Linked DNA regions of Homo sapiens: region 1 is linked to region 2. Evidence: chromatin contacts called from ENCODE Hi-C data. All regions are on one chromosome and are shown on one strand. The core of a region is the stretch at or near the end of the contact, and the rest is flanking DNA. Distances in the headings are between cores, read along the strand shown. Region 1 overlaps LOC107987046 (a long non-coding RNA gene). Region 2 holds the start of IL33 (interleukin 33).

The links. A loop is a pair of places that touch in the nucleus more often than their neighbours do. Pooled maps may share reads with other maps.
Region 1: a loop to region 2 is called in a map of PC-9, with 2.0 times the contacts of the local background. The contact joins the enhancer-like site here to the promoter of IL33 in region 2. A Hi-C loop is called at or near these places in 3 of 168 maps with a recorded cell type or tissue (Calu3, PC-9 and mammary epithelial cell) and 2 of 50 pooled maps.

Annotation. Positions count from the first base shown.
Region 1 is chr9:6,299,802-6,304,387 of GRCh38, reverse strand. The region is part of intron 1 of LOC107987046 (a long non-coding RNA gene); the gene reads left to right. Among named protein-coding and RNA genes, the nearest start is that of TPD52L3, 26 kb to the left of the region's middle. Within about 2 kb of position 1,812, at least 2 of the 41 ENCODE cell types and tissues checked have a DNase peak (open chromatin) inside an H3K27ac peak, as active enhancers do; they include PC-9, where a contact is called at or near this core.
Region 2 is chr9:6,214,124-6,218,887 of GRCh38, reverse strand. It overlaps IL33 (interleukin 33), which reads right to left and starts at 3,081. Exons shown (of 8, transcript NM_033439.4): 1 at 3,036-3,081.

The DNA.
Region 1 (4,586 bases), core at 563-3,062, 87 kb before region 2:
ACTCTGCCAGCAGACTGCCTTTGGTCTCTAATTGCAATTCTTACCTAAGTCTCCAGCCTGCTAGTCTATCTCATCCAATTTTGGACTCACTAAGCCTCCATAATCACATGAGCCAATTTCTTAAAATAACCCTCCCTTTCTCTCTATCACATCTTGTTGGTTCTGTTTCTCTGGAGACCCCTGACTAGTACACAAAGTAAAAGGTTAGGTAAGCTAGGGGACTTCAAAATGATTAACCTACCTTACAAATGAAAAATGGAATGAAAACAAATGGAAAAATAATTAGTACACTACTATTCTTCCCTCTGTCCCTCTCCCACAACTTCCACTTCTCTGAAGCCTTGACAAATGCAGGGACTAATTCTGTTTTCTGCACCGTTGTATCCATGTTGTTCACTATAATTTTTGCCATATCCTAGGCTCTTGTAAGTATTTTTTTGGCTGGATAAATGAATTGTTAGGAGTCTTAATTGTAGAACTGGGGGAAGGACTCATGCTAGTGTCACAGGAGCATGAAATTCAATGCAATTCTGATCAAAGTCTCAATTGTGTATTTAAGCCCTAAGAGCTAATTTTAAAATTCATATGTAAATGCAAAATATCAAGAATGGACAAGCCATTTTTGAAGAAATACAGGTTGGGAGGCTTGCTATACTGGAATCCTGGGTATTAGGATTTATAAAGCTACGTGTTCAAAGATAGACAAATAGATTAATGGAATAGAATAGAGAGTAAGAAATAGATCTTTGCATATATGGAAACTTAAAGCAAATCAGTGGAGAAAGAGTAGATGTTTGAATAAATGATGCCAAGGAAGTTGACTATCCATCCATGTGATAAAAATGAATTCTAGGTGCATTGATTTATTTTTTTAATTAAAAAACATTTTTTGAGACTGAGTCTTGTTCTGTTGCCCAGGCTAGAGTGAAGTGGCGCACTCTCAGCTCACTGTAACCTCTGCCTCCTGGGTTCAAGCGATTCTCCTGCCTCAGCCTCCCGAGTAGCTGGAATTACAGGCACCTGCCACCACGCCTGGCTAACTTTTGTATTTTTAGTAGAGATGGGGTTTCACCATGTTGGCCAGGCTGGTCTCAAACTCCTGACCTCAAGTGATCCACCTGCCTCAGCCTCCTGAAGTGATGGTATTACAGACGTGAGCCACTGCACCCCTTGTAGGTACATTAAGATTTAAATGTGAAAGACAAAATTATGAAATTGTTAGCAATGATATAGAAAAATGTCTTAATGACTTGAAGTAGGAGAGAATTTCTTAAATAAGAGAAAAAAGGACAAACCATAAAGGAAAAGATTCATAAATTCAACTCTATTAAGAATTTTTATTTACCAAAATACAGCAAAGAGAATGAAAACACAGGCACAAACTGGGAAAAGACATTTACAGTTGATGTAACTGACAAAAGGTCAGTACCCAGGATATACACATAACTTTTATATATCTTTTTCTAAGAGTCAATAGAAAATGGGCAAAACCTTGAATAGGCATTTCATAGTAGAGGAAAGCAGAATAGCCAATTAACCTATTAAAATATTCTACCTCATTAGTAATTAAGGAAATGCAAATTAAAACCATAACATAATACCATGTTACCCCACCCATGAGACTGGCAAAAATTAAATCTAACAATAAATAGTGTTGGTGAGAAGATGAAGCAAGAGGAACACATATACTTTGAGTGAGCATATAAACTGGTATAACCACTTTGAAAAAAATGTGGCATAAAAATGCTTATACCAACCATGATTCAGCAGTCCCACCCCCTAGAGAAACACTTGCACATTTGCACTGAGAGACATGTGAAGGAAGTGCAGGAATGTTCATAGCAGTGCAGTTTGTAATAGCAAGAAATGGAAACCAACTCAAATGTTTATTGACAGGTATAAGCCTCCCTGTTCATGAACAAGGAGGAAGGATGTTATGACTATCCCAACTGTTATATAGTTCATGAACAGTGTCTGCCATTTCATCTAACAGGAAAATTCAAAATAAATTGTTTCTTAAACTCAAGAAATGTTAACATGGTTTATTATGTTCCTTCTTTTTCCTTCCACTTTAAAAATAATTCACAAGCATTTAGGGATAAAGAGTACAGCGTCAACAACTGGCTATAAAAGAGGAATAATTTGCTGAATTGAATCTCTGCATTTTGGCAAGTCTAGAGTGGGAGTATACATGAAAAGATTTTTAAAGGCAATTTCAAGACTGACTTTGAGATCAGTTTGTCAGTCTCTAACTTGCATACGTACTCCATCTTCCTTTTGAAGCTGACTTACACCCTGGTAAAATGAGAACACAAAGGCCACGTGGAGGGTGTGGTCAGTTGTTTCTGCAATGGTAGCAGGCTAATGCCTGAGAGGACTACCTTTCTCTCATAGCTGAGCCTACTTCAGTAATTAATGAATAGAGCAGCAGTTGTAGGAATTGTTCATTTACCATCCATCAAATTATAACAGCTTTTCTAGTGAAGGCAGCAGTGTCAGGGTGAATATTTTCTCCATGTAGCTCACATATTTAAGAGTGCCCTTAAGAAAACCTAATTTTATCCACATCGTTAAAAGAATTGAATCTTACTCGTCTTTATTTATGCTCCAGATAGAAGCTATATTTCTATGTTTTTTAAAAGAAAGAAAGAAAACTCTAGGGGGAAACAGGGAGACGGGGAAGGGGAGGAGAGTCATGTTTCATATTCTAAAGAAAGAAAATATTGGAGACATTTTAGGTTGTTGTATTATGCAAAACAATAAACCCCAAGCAAACAGTCAAATACTGGAGGGGTCAGACACACTTGGCTTCTAAACCATTGTGCTTTGGGATGCCGAGCAGCAGATTCTTTTTTTCTTTTTTTAATTTTATTATTATTATACTTTAAGTTCTAGGGTACATGTGCACAGCGTGCAGGTTTGTTACATATGTATACATGTGCCATGTTGGTGTGCTGCACCCATCAACTCATCATTTAGCATTAGGTATATCTCCTAATGCTATCCCTCCCCCATCCCCTCACCCCACACCAGTCCCCAGTGTGTGATGTTCCCCTTCCTGTGTTCATGTGTTCTCATTGTTCAATTCCCACCTATGAGTGAGAACATGCGGTGTTTAGTTTTTTGTCCTTGTGATAGTTTGCTGAGAATGATGGTTTCCAGCTTCATCCATGTCCCTACAAAGGACATGAACTCATCATTTTTTATGGCTGCATATTCATGGTATACACGTATTCCGTGGTGTATATGTGCCACATTTTCTTAATCCAGTCTACCATTGTTGGACATTTGGGTTGGTTCCAAGTCTTTGCTATTGTGAATAGTGCCGCAATAAACATACATGTGCATGTGTCTTTATAGCAGCATGATTTATAATCCTTTGGGTATATACCCAGTAATGGGATGGCTGGGTCAAATGGTATTTCTAGTTCTAGATCCCTGAGGAATCGCCACACTGACTTCCACAATGGTTGAACTAGTTTACAGTCCCACCAACAGTGTAAAAGCGCTCCTATTTCTCCACAGCTTCTACAGCATCTGTTGTTTCCTGACTTTTTAATGTTCACCATTCTAACTGGTGTGAGATGGTATCTCATTGTGGTTTTGATTTGCATTTCTCTGATGGCCAGTGATGATGAGCATTTTTTCATGTGTCTATTGGCTGCATAAATGTCTTCTTTTGAGAAGTGTCTGTTCATATCCTTTGCCCACTTTTTGATGTGGTTGTTTGTTTTTTTCTTGTAAATTTGTTAAAGTTCATTGTAGATTCTGAATATTAGCCCTTTGTCAGATGAGTAGGTTGCAAAAATTTTCTCCCATTCTGTAGGTTGCCTGTTCACTCTGATGGTAGTTTCTTTTGCTGTGCAGAAGCTTTAGTTTAATTAGATCCCCTTTGTCAATTTTGGCTTTTGTTCCCATTGCTTTTGGTGTTTTAGACATGAAGTCCTTGCCCATGCCTACGTCCTGAATGGTATTGCCTAGGTTTTCTTCTACAGTTTTTATGGTTTTAGGTCTAACATGTAAGTCTTTAATCCATCTTGAATTAATTTTTGTATAAGGTGTAAGGAAGGGATCCAGTTTCAGCTTTCTACATATGGCTAGCCAGTTTTCCCAGCACCATTTATGAAATAGGGAATCCTTTCCTCATTTCTTGTTTTTGTCAGGTTTGTCAAAGATCAGATAGTTGTAGATATGCAGCATTATTTCTGAGGACTCTGTTGTGTTCCATTGGTCTATATCTCTCTTTTGGTACCAGTACCATGCTGTTTTGGTTACTGTAGCCTTGTAGTATAGTTTGAAGTCAGGTAGCATGATGCCTCCAGCTTTGTTCTTTTGGCTTAGGATTGTCTTGGCAATGTGGGATCTTTTTTGGTCCCATATGAACTTTAAAGAAGTTTTTTCCAATTCTGTGAAGAAAGTCATTGGTAGCTTGATGGAGATGGCATTGAATCAATAAATTACCTTGGGCAGTATGGCCATTTTCATGATATTGATTCTTCCTACCCATGAGCATGGAATGTTGTTCCATTTGTTTGTATCCTCTTTTATTTCATTGAGTAGTGGTTTGTAGTTCTCCTCGAAGAGGT
Region 2 (4,764 bases), core at 1,832-4,331:
TATATATGGAGAACATATATATATATGGAGAACATATATATATATGGAGAACATATATATATGGAGAACATATATATATATGGAGAACATATATATATATGGAGAACATATATATATATGGAGAACATATATATATATGGAGAACATATATATATATGGAGAACATATATATATATGGAGAACATATATATATATGGAGAACATATATATATGGGGATATATATATGGGGACATATGTATAGGGAGAAAAAATATATATATAGGGAGAATATATATGTGTATATATATATATGCATATATATATTATCTCAATGCTGACCCTTCTTCAGTATTTCCCTGTAATGATTTAATTCCCTGATGGAGCTTAACTTTTCACAATTGAATTTCATGCCTATTTCCCCGAAGTTAGTTGTAAGCTCTATTTCCTTAATCACTGGGAAACCCTGGCCAAGAGTGACATTTCCTGTTTCTCAATCTCTTCCATTGTTTTCAGTTCTGGCTATTTCAATCCCTAAGTGAAAGTTTGCCTCAGGATTCTTTTCTCTCTATAAATGGGAAAGGGAAAGAGGTGCTTTCTGGCTGTAGATACTGTAAGCTAAACAATGATGTGAAAGAGATAAACATCTAGGTTACTTAAGAAATCAATTATGAAGTAACCAATCAAAGATTGGTAGAAGGTCCAGGATCCTTTCAGAGAAGAATGGAGAAAATGTGAAATATGAGCTGAGGAAAGTGCGATGCTTGTGCTAGAAGTTCTTAACTGTTTCAGACAATACCGAGCTGTGTGATTCAGTTCAATCACCCTAAACTTTGGGAAATAGAGGATTCTGAAGTTTTCTGAACTCAGAGAGGTACATTTTCTGGGTGGAAATCAAAAGAGGAGCATTAAGTATTCAAAAGACAAATTTGAGAAGCAATAAGTAAGACTGTTGGAAACAGTATAGGACCCCAGTGTGGCACAGAAGGATGCTTCAGCGGGAGAAGCACAGTGCAGAGGAGGAAATACGGGTCTTTGCCCTAGACACTTCACTCTCAAGTCTCTGACTTGTATGCAGCCACAGGACATACTTTTGGATTTGTGCTATTTTCTTAATTAAAATAGTCTGGAGGCATATATTCATGTGTGGAAAGAAAAGGCAGAGAAAATTGTGAGGAGGCAGAAAGCAAGGAATAAAGAAAAGAAAACAATCTTCAAAGGAAAGTCTGTAAATGAAGAATAGTAGCAAAACTGATGAGCTTTTGAATTTCTCCACTTAGGGTATCAATTCCTTGTTTTTCCACAAAAGTTTATTTTTGAGGGGGTGGTACCTCTCAATTCTTGTATTTGAAACTGACAGTGAGAAATAACAGTGAGAAAATTATGACAGTGAAGGAGATCTGACATAACCAACCCCCATCATGCTTTTAACTTCCATATTGCCTTTGGTCATTCCTGGGCTTGGGCCAAGCTAACTTTGGGAGAAATTTAGGGTATGGTTTAAATGATAATAACCCTTCACCAAAAGTAAACCACCTTGGTAAAAATAATGAAAGACCACCAAGTTAGGAGTTTGAGAGGGTCCTGAATTCTGCTAAGATGTAGGCATAGTAAAATGATTACTAGCCATGATTCTGGAGGTCACAAGATTTGCAACTTCCCCAGTGACTACTGTAAATAACATCACTATTGTATAAGCTAAGATTGACCTTCAGAGATGTCTGTTCAGGCTTTTGCATTTCTGATGACCAGTGACTACTCTGTGGCTCCCACCCAGAAATAGACTCAGTGCATACACGAGGACCATTTTTCACATGCCTGTGATTTTATTCCCAACCAATCAGCAGCACCTATTCCCCTAAGCCCTTTGCCCATCAAACTAACCTTGAAAAACCCTAGCCTCCAAATTTTTGGGGAGATTTGAATAATAACTTTGAATCCTCTGTGGCATGGCTGGCTGGCCCTGTGTCAATTAAACTCTTCACTGCCATGCCATGGTTTCAGTGAATTGGTTTTGTCTGTGCAGATCAGAGATTAAAGTCCAGGGTCAGGTCCCATTAAGAAAAAAGAACTAAAGAACAATTCCAAACTACTTCATTTAGTGCATCTCTAATCCTCTTTGTGAAGCTATTTTTTATTCAAAGTTTCCATCATTTTTTTTGGAGATGACATTTAGCTCTTGTTACCCAGGCTGGAGTGTAATGGCATGATCTTGCCTCACTGCAACCTCCACCTCCTGGGTTCAAGCGATTCTCCTGCCTTAGCCTCCCGAGTAGCTGGGATTACAGGTGCCCACCACCACACCCAGCTAGTTTTGTTTGTTTGTTTTTGTATTTTTAGTAGAGACAGGGTTTCATCCTCTTGGCCAGGCTGGCTGCAAACTCCTGACCTCAGGCGATTCACCCACCTCGGCCTCCCAAAGTGTTGGGATTACAGGCTTGAACCACCACACTTAGTGATGTCCCCCTTTTACTGAAAACCACTTGTAAACAATTGCAAGCATGTTTGTCTTGAGTAAGCATTAGGAGTTAGAAGTAGAATTATCAACTTGCTTTATAAAGTTTCCAGCCTGGCAACAAAGCAAAGACCCTATCTCTACATAAACTAAAAAAATTACCCAGGCATAGTGGCGTGTGCCTGTAGTTCCAGCTGCTTGGGAAGCTGAGATGGGATGATTGCTTGAGCCCAGGAATTGGAGGCTGCAGTGAGCTAGGATCACGCCACTGTGCTCCAGCCTGCGCTACAGAGCAAGATCCCATCTCTTAAAAAACATAAAATAAAATAAAATAAAGTTTCATGGAGGGGGCAGAATTTACTATAAAAACTATTACAATCTCTTTCAGCAATTTATTAATTTTACAAATCACCCAAAGGAAAGCAAATGGAATTATAAGTTAGTAACAGCTATTGTCATTGACTTTTACTGCTATTAGCAATAATAACAAATTGGCCTTATCATTTATTTTTCAGGAAAAAAAAAAAAACACAGTTCTCCATGGTTCCCAAGGTTTAACTTTGCAAAATCTGACTAAAAATCTCCCAGAATATTCAGTCTTACCTTGTGATCTTGTTTTGATTTCTTCCCTGAAGAGCTGCAGCTCTGTGTTCGGAGGAGTCTGTAGACTCTTTTTATTAGCCAAAGTTTGGCAGAGACCCAAATTGCCTTAGAAGGGAGATCTGGGCGGGTGAGATTTTAGCAGGCTTGAAATCTCATGTAAAGAGCCAACAGAGTTACAATTCTGTCAACATCTAAGGCTCACTACTTTCTGCGTCCTCCCTCCATCTGAATATTTTAAACCAGCAATTATGATTCTTCTTCTGCCCCTAAACTTTATGTTTTGGCTCTCTTTGGAGTTGAACTCCTAAACTTCAACTTCAGCACTGTCCATTTTGAAATTCTGTTGCCATTTATATATTCACTTTTGGCCGTTGGCTTCTTAATTTACAAACTTCATTAAGAGATCAGTGTATTCTTCCAAATTCCTTTATAATAGAAATTTGCGACCCCCTTTGGCCTATCAGTAATAAGCAGCTCGTCTGCAAATAAAAGCTCTGAAATACTCTGTATTCCAACATATCTGACGGGCTTTCCTGCTCCCCACTGTTCATCTTTTCTTTCTATTCATCTCAAAAATCTCGCAGAAGATAATACTTTATCACAAAAGCAAATCCTGTACTATAGATCCCATGAGAAGTTGTTCTTCTTACCTCATGAGAAATTTTGCTCCTACTCACCCTCTCTCCATCTCGTTTGGCATCTGTAGCAGAAAATAAAGGGATGAAGTAATGCTCTTTTAAGACTTGGACTGATTCCACATCCTAAGATCACACATTGGAAGGAAGACTGCTGCTGTACTTAGAAGGATATTGTGATGGACTGTTACCCTAGCAAGCCTCTACATCCATTCAATCTACAAGATTAGAAGGGTGACCTTGAAACAAAGGGGCAGCAGAAAAAAGTTTACTGTAAAATGAAATAGGAATTTTTTAGTTTTTCTCATGGCATGTTGAAGGATAGAATGTTAGGGTTCTGGAATCCAGGGGAAAGAGAAAATGAGACAGCAACAGATGGCTGACCAGGCTTGGGAAAATGTGACTATGATGGAGTCCCCTTTGGAAAAAACAACTAAGGAACTCTGTTATCTTGTTTAAAGTTGTTTCATTTTCTGTGCAGTAATCCCCTTTAATCATCCCCAAACCTGAGCAATCATCTGCTACAAGCCATAGTGTTGCATTTGTGAGTAATGAAGAAAGATGGCTATGTCTGCCCTTTGGATAAAGCAGTGAAGCAAGCGGACAGGATGCCAACATGACAAGAATGAATCAGGAATTGAGCTGTGTGCAATAAATAGGAGGGAGGGGTGACAAGTAACAGCCAAGGGAATATTAGCATACTCTACTCTGGGAATTCTTGCAAATACTGAGGAAATTACAAAGGATGAATAATGTATCTTTATTATGTATATTGAACCCTCCTTCATTATTTCAAAAATTTCTCTTTTTATCTCTAATTATGCTTCATGCCTTAAAGTCTGCTTTGTCCATTTGTCTGCTTTCTCCATTAGCAGAGCTTTGCAAACATTCTTTTGGTTAGTATTCACATAGTGTATCTCTTTTCATCTTTTTTCTTTCAAACTTTCTGTGTCCTTACATTAAAGATGTGTCACATATAAGTAGTATACTGGTTTTTTTTCCCAGTTTGACAATAATTTGTCTTTGAACTGGAACATCTATTGTAATTATTGATATATTTGAATTTGCTTCTACTATCTTACTTTTTTTCTCTG